2 separate regions of the Homo sapiens genome follow, and region 1 is linked to region 2. Evidence: read pairs that join two places in POLR2A ChIA-PET (ENCODE). Cell type or tissue: MCF 10A. All regions are shown on one strand. Links, peaks and the distances in the headings refer to the core of each region. The heading gives the core; the rest is flanking DNA.

What was found. Peaks named below come from ENCODE experiments on the same cell type or tissue, not always from the same donor. Only the 100,000 strongest peaks of a DNase experiment are listed, where the experiment ranks them.
Region 1: POLR2A ChIA-PET joins it to region 2 with 5 read pairs; 2 of 35 experiments call an interaction of 5 or more read pairs at or near these places.

What each region holds. Positions count from the first base shown.
Region 1 is chrX:45,537,584-45,540,505 of GRCh38, reverse strand. No RefSeq gene overlaps it. Among named protein-coding and RNA genes, the nearest start is that of LINC01204, 34 kb to the right of the region's middle. In MCF 10A, for the core only: no CTCF peak of the experiment used is centred there; no DNase peak of the experiment used is centred there.
Region 2 is chrX:45,807,384-45,810,305 of GRCh38, reverse strand. No RefSeq gene overlaps it. Among named protein-coding and RNA genes, the nearest start is that of MIR222HG, 39 kb to the right of the region's middle. In MCF 10A, for the core only: no CTCF peak of the experiment used is centred there; DNase peaks (open chromatin) are centred at 1,545 and 2,525.

The DNA of each region.
Region 1 (2,922 bases), core at 256-2,755, 270 kb after region 2:
TCTGAGTAGATCGGTTTCTGATGAAATTAGAGGCCTGGGTCCAGCACAACTTTGGTATCATTTAATGATCTTGGTGCCTGGAAGGTAGCCTGAAAAGTCTGCTGCAAATGCTTTATGGGAAAAGAGGGGCACAATTCCAGGAGACAAGTGTCCAAGGATTTGTACATACATAATCAAGACTTAGAGCCAAGAAATCTGATTCCCACATCCCAGCCTCCAACAGGCAAGGGATCTTTCCTTGCAAATGCCTAAAAGTAGAAAAATTGATGTTAGTGTCTAGAAGAAAAATTTATTCGTAGGCAGAAACCAGCTTTGTTGAGAAGATACTTGGATAAGGACACAGAGAGGGAAGGCTGAGTCTCCAAGGCCCAGAGTCCTCAACAGAGAAAGAATCTACTCCATAAAAAAAGAGGACCAAGGATAAGAAGCTAACTGGGCACTGTTCGAAGCACAGTTTGTGTAAGGAGAGAGAGCCAGTGGCTGGAAGCTCAAAGAAGAGACTTAGAGGCGAGATGGTTCTATTGGAAGTATTCACATGAAATGCTGTAAAGAATCAGCTTTTCAACCTGATTTTTCTCTGTGGCCCATAAAATTATACATAAAACCTAGAATACATTTGGCATTATTGAGTTTCTTGCAGATGTTGGTTAAGAGGCCAAGAGTTCATCAAGTTCAGCTCAGAGAAAAAACATACTCAAAGCTCATGAATGAGACCTGCAGCTGGCACTTGAATTTATTTTTCTTTCTTAGAAGATGAGTGTTATCACTGTCAAGAAGGTCTTTTAAAGGTCTTGATGTATGGAGAATATTATGCTGGGGACTGCATGATTGAGTCAGATTCACATTCATTGGGTCCACATGATGCCAGAACAAACATGCAATTGTGTTCTTCTTTGAGAAAATGTTAATCACATCATACCTAACATCACAGAATTGAAAACACATATTTAACTGAATTTTTTACCTTTTCATAAAATCGTAATTTTATGTACTTCTTCGTCAATCACCTTTGTTCTTTATTCCAATTCTTTTTGTTATTTTTAATTTTCGTGGGTACACAGTGTATATATTTAACTGTATATACTTATGGGGTACATGAGGTATTTTGATACAGGCAGGAAATGCATAATAATCATATCAATGGAAATGGGGTATCCATCCCCTCAAGCATTTATCCTTTGTGCTACAAATAATCCAATTATACTTTTAGCTATTTTAAATGTACAATTAAATTATAATTGACTATAATGACCCTGTTGTGCTATCAAATAGTAGGTCTTACTCATTCTTTCTATTTTTTTTGGTACTCATGAACTATCCCCACTTCCCCCTCATTCCCCCCACCCAACTACCTTCCCCACCTCTAGTAACCATCCTTCTACTCTCTATGTCCATATCCTTATTCTCTATGCCTTTCTAACTATTTTTTTACCCATTAACCATCCCCACCTACCCTTTACCCTGACCCAACTACTCTTCCCAGCCTCTGGTAACCATCCTTATATTCTCTATCTCCATGAGTTCAATTGTTTTGATTTTTAGATCCCACAAATAAGTGAGAACATGTGATGTTTGTGTTTCTGTGCCTGGCTTATTTCACGTGCATGATGAACCCTCAGTTCCATTCATGTTGTTGCAAATGACAGGATCTCATTTTATTTATGGCTGGATAGTACTCCATTGATTATAGATATGACATTTCCTTTATCCATTCACCTGTTGATGGACACTTAGGTTGCTTCCAAATCTTGGCTATTGTGAACAGAGCTGCAACAAACATGGGAGTGCAGATATCTCTTCAATATACAGATTTCCTTTCTTTTGGGTATATACCCAGCAATGGGATTTCTGGATCATATGGTAGCTCTATTTCTACTTTTTGAGAAACCTGCAAACTCTTCTCCATACTGGTTGTACTAATTTATATTCCCACCAACAGTGTATGAGGGTTCCCTTTTCTCCACATTCTTTCTCACCAGCATTTGTTATTGCCTGTCTTTTGAATATAAGCCATTTTAACTGAGGCGAGATGATATCTCATTGTAGTTTTGATTTGCATTTCTCTGATGATCAGTGATGTTGAGCACGTTTTCATATGCCTGTTTGTCATTTGTGTGTCTTCCTTTGAGAAATGTCTATTCAAATCTTTTGCCCATTATTCAATTGAATTATTAGACTTTTTCCTGTAGAGCTGTTTGGACTCCTTATATTATTCTGGTTACTAATTCCTTGTCAGATGAGTAGTTGGCAAATATTTTCTCCCATTGTGTCAGTTTTCTCTTCATTTTGCTGATTGTTTCCTTTGCTATGCAGAAGCTTTTAAACTTGATGTGATCCTATTTGTCCATTTTTGTTTTGGTTGTCTGTGCTTGTCTGGTATTACTCAAGACATATTTTATCAGACTAATATCCTGGAGATTTTCCATAGTGTTTTCTTGCAGGAGTTTCACAATTTGAGGCGCCCAATTTATGTTCTTGGCATCTTTGTAAAAAATGAGTTCACTGTAGGTGTGTGGATTTTTTTTCTGGGATCTCTGTTCTGTTCCATATGTCTATGTGTCTGTTTTTATGTCAGTACCATGTTGTTTTGCTTGCTATAGCTCTGTAGTATAATTTGAAGTCAGGTAATGTGATTCTTCCAGTTTTGTTCTTTTTGCTCAAATAGCTTTGGCTATTGTGGGTATTTTGTAGTTCCATATACATTTTAGGATTTTTTTTTCTATTTCTGTGAAGAATGACATTGTTATTTTGATAGGGATTGCATTGAATCTGTAGATTGCTTTGGGTAGTATGGACATTTTAACAATATTGATTCTTCCAATCTATGAACATGGAATAATCTTTCCATTTTCTTGTGTCTTCTTCAATTTCTTTCATCAGTGTTTTATAGGTTTAATTATAGATACTTTCACTTCTTTGGTT
Region 2 (2,922 bases), core at 333-2,832:
TCTCTTTGCAGCTTCAAGATACAGATGCTGATTCTAATTCTGGAACTGTTTATAGCAGTGTCTTGTATTAGTGTCGGGTCACTAGAAAGCTAGAGGGGCCAGGTCATTCTAAGAGTTGTTAAATGTGTTTCTTGTGTTCCTTTATTTAGACAGGGACGGGAGAGGGCTGGTTTGAGGAGGCCCTGCTGTCTGCTTTGGTGTTGAGTTTGAACCTCTGGTCTGAGGATCCCAGGTACTCTGTTCACATCACCATGTGGCACACCCAGCCTGATTTGAGAGGGGGAAGAAGTTTACGGGGTTGGGTGGGGGGTGTACATGACTGCACAGTACCAGAAAGAAGCAGTTCATTCATGTCAGCCCTGCCACTTGTGCATCAGGGCTGTTGTCAGGAGCCTGGTGCTGCTCAGGGGGTGGGAACAGGCTTTGGCCATCGGGAGCAGTTGTCTCTGGCCCCTAGGAGTCCTCACCCAGGGCTTCTGTCTTTCTTGATGGAAGATTTTTGATGCTTTTTTTTTTTTTTGAGACCAGGGTTTTGCCTCGTTCCCCAGGCTGTAGTGCAGTGGTACCATCATATGTCTCACTGTAGCCTCGATCTCCTGGGCTCAAGTGATCCTCCCTTCTTGGCCTTCTGAGTAGCTAGGACCCCAGGCGCATGCCACCATGCCTGACTAAATTTTTTAAAAAGTTTTTTGTAGAGACGGGGAGTCTCAGTTTGTTGCCCTGGCTGGTCTTGAACTCCTAGTCTCAAGCGATCTTCCTGCCTTGGCCTCCCAAAGTGTTGGGATTACAGGCGTGAGCCACCATGCCCGGCCTGATACTTTTTGTTAAAACAGGAACACACTCCCGAGAGGACAAGAGCTTCAACTTCCCTGAACAAGTACCATGTAGAGTCATTTAGTAGCAGCTCCTATGACTAGATTTGGAGAAGATGGGTGATGAAGTATGAGCAAGGAGGGGGCCTTTGGATGAGGAGGGATGAGAAGGGCAGGGCCAGGCCTTGCACACTTCATAGTTAAGGCCTCTCTTTTGCTCAACAGCATGTGAATTTGGGAGACTTTGCTGATTATAGCTTGGGACACAGATTATTGCTTGAACCATGACGTTGCAGTTCAGTTCTGTTCTCTCTCCTTTATTTCTCAGACCCCTGCCAGAATGTGCCTGGGTATGTACCTACCGCAGCCTTTCTTAGGCCAGTATGTGCACTGAAGGCTTGCCCTGGACAAAGCCTCACAGGGTTGCTTCTCCTTGGTTTTTCATCTCCTGTACCTCTAAGATGGTACTCTGTGTCAGTGATAGTGGCATTAGGTACAAATTAATTGAGACGGGGGCAGAAGTAAGAAAAATCATGGCATGCCTTATGGCGTTCAGAAACTAACCTTTACTCTGTGTGTGTGTGTGTGTGTGTGTGTGTGTGTGTGTGTGTGTGTTTTCAATAGATTACAGTTTGTGGAGGAGTATGCAAATCATACAGAAACTATGCAAATATATTTCCTATCTTGTTCATGTTTTCACATACCTCACTAATGCCTCTGGTGAAATGCAAAAGGAGAATGTTCTGAATCATAGATCCCAAAAGCTAAGGAGTCATGAGCTATTGGGAAATTCAGTTATATAGTACTTGTTTTTTAATCTCCATAGCCAAGTTACAGAAATGTTCATCAGATTTCTGTTATAGGGGAAATAGTCTTCAGCATTCCAATTCTTTCCCTTACATTATAATTCTTACAGTGGAAAGTTGAAATCACGAGCTTTAGAACTGTGCAGTTTCCTTTGAGTTTAGCTTTTCTGAACGGAAGGCTGTGTGAATAAGTTTGCCTTGCCACTTTGCTCTTTCAACTTAAGAGTTATTGTTTCTACAAATGTTGTCTCCTTAGAGAAACGTCTACGTTTCAGAGGAACGGATGATGGATTAGTGTTTACAGTAATGAGAGAGTAAAGAGAGGTTTGGTAGAGGGGGAACCGGTGCGGGAACCATTCAAAAAGTAGCCGTAGCTAGTAATGCTTGTATACTCCCTCTACGCATGAATGATTCATTTTGCCGCTTTGTTATAATAGCCACAGTGTTCAGTCTCTAAGGCTGTCTTGTGATATATCCTTCTTTTGCTAAAAGGCTACATATCAGCAGCCTCGTTTGATTTAGAAGCCGATTCAGCATACCACACATACCATTTGAGAAGAATGCCAGGACCCTTCCTGCTATGAAAATGTCATGCATGCTTAAAATGACAAGGTTTGGCTCAAGCAATGGTTTCAAGTGCTTCTTAATTATCCTTTTTGAATCTTCAAAGCAATTTAATTTTAGGGTTTTCATTTTCAGTTAAGATATAAGTCACCCAAATATTTGCTTTATTTTTAAATATCAAAATGCTGACTTGGCGATTTAGAGTATCCAAAATGTAGCATGAAGGTGGTACCTTTTAAACTGTGGCAAAAAACATATCATAAAATTTCCCACCTTAAGCATTTTTAAGTGTACAGTATAGTAGTGTTAATATATTCACAGTGTTGCGCAACAGATCTCTGGAACTTTTTCATCTTGCAAAACCGAAAGTATATTGAACAACTCCCCATTTTCCTCTCCCCTGCAGCCCCTGACAACCACCATTGTACTTTCTGTTAAGAGTTTGAATACTTTAGATACCCCATATAAAGGGAATCATGCAGCAGTTGTCTTTCTGTGTCTGGCTTATTTCATGTAACTTTATGTCCAACAGGTTCATCCATGTTATAGCAGATGACAAGATTTCCTTATTTTTAAGGCCGAATAGTATTCCATTATGTACATATACCACATTTTGTTTACCCATTCATCTGTGAAGGCAGTTTGTCTTTTTGTAAAGAGTGGTCTCACGAAAGCTTTTCTTGGGAGGTAAAACAACCAAACCACAGAGAACATAGAGAAATTAAATCTGAGACATGTAC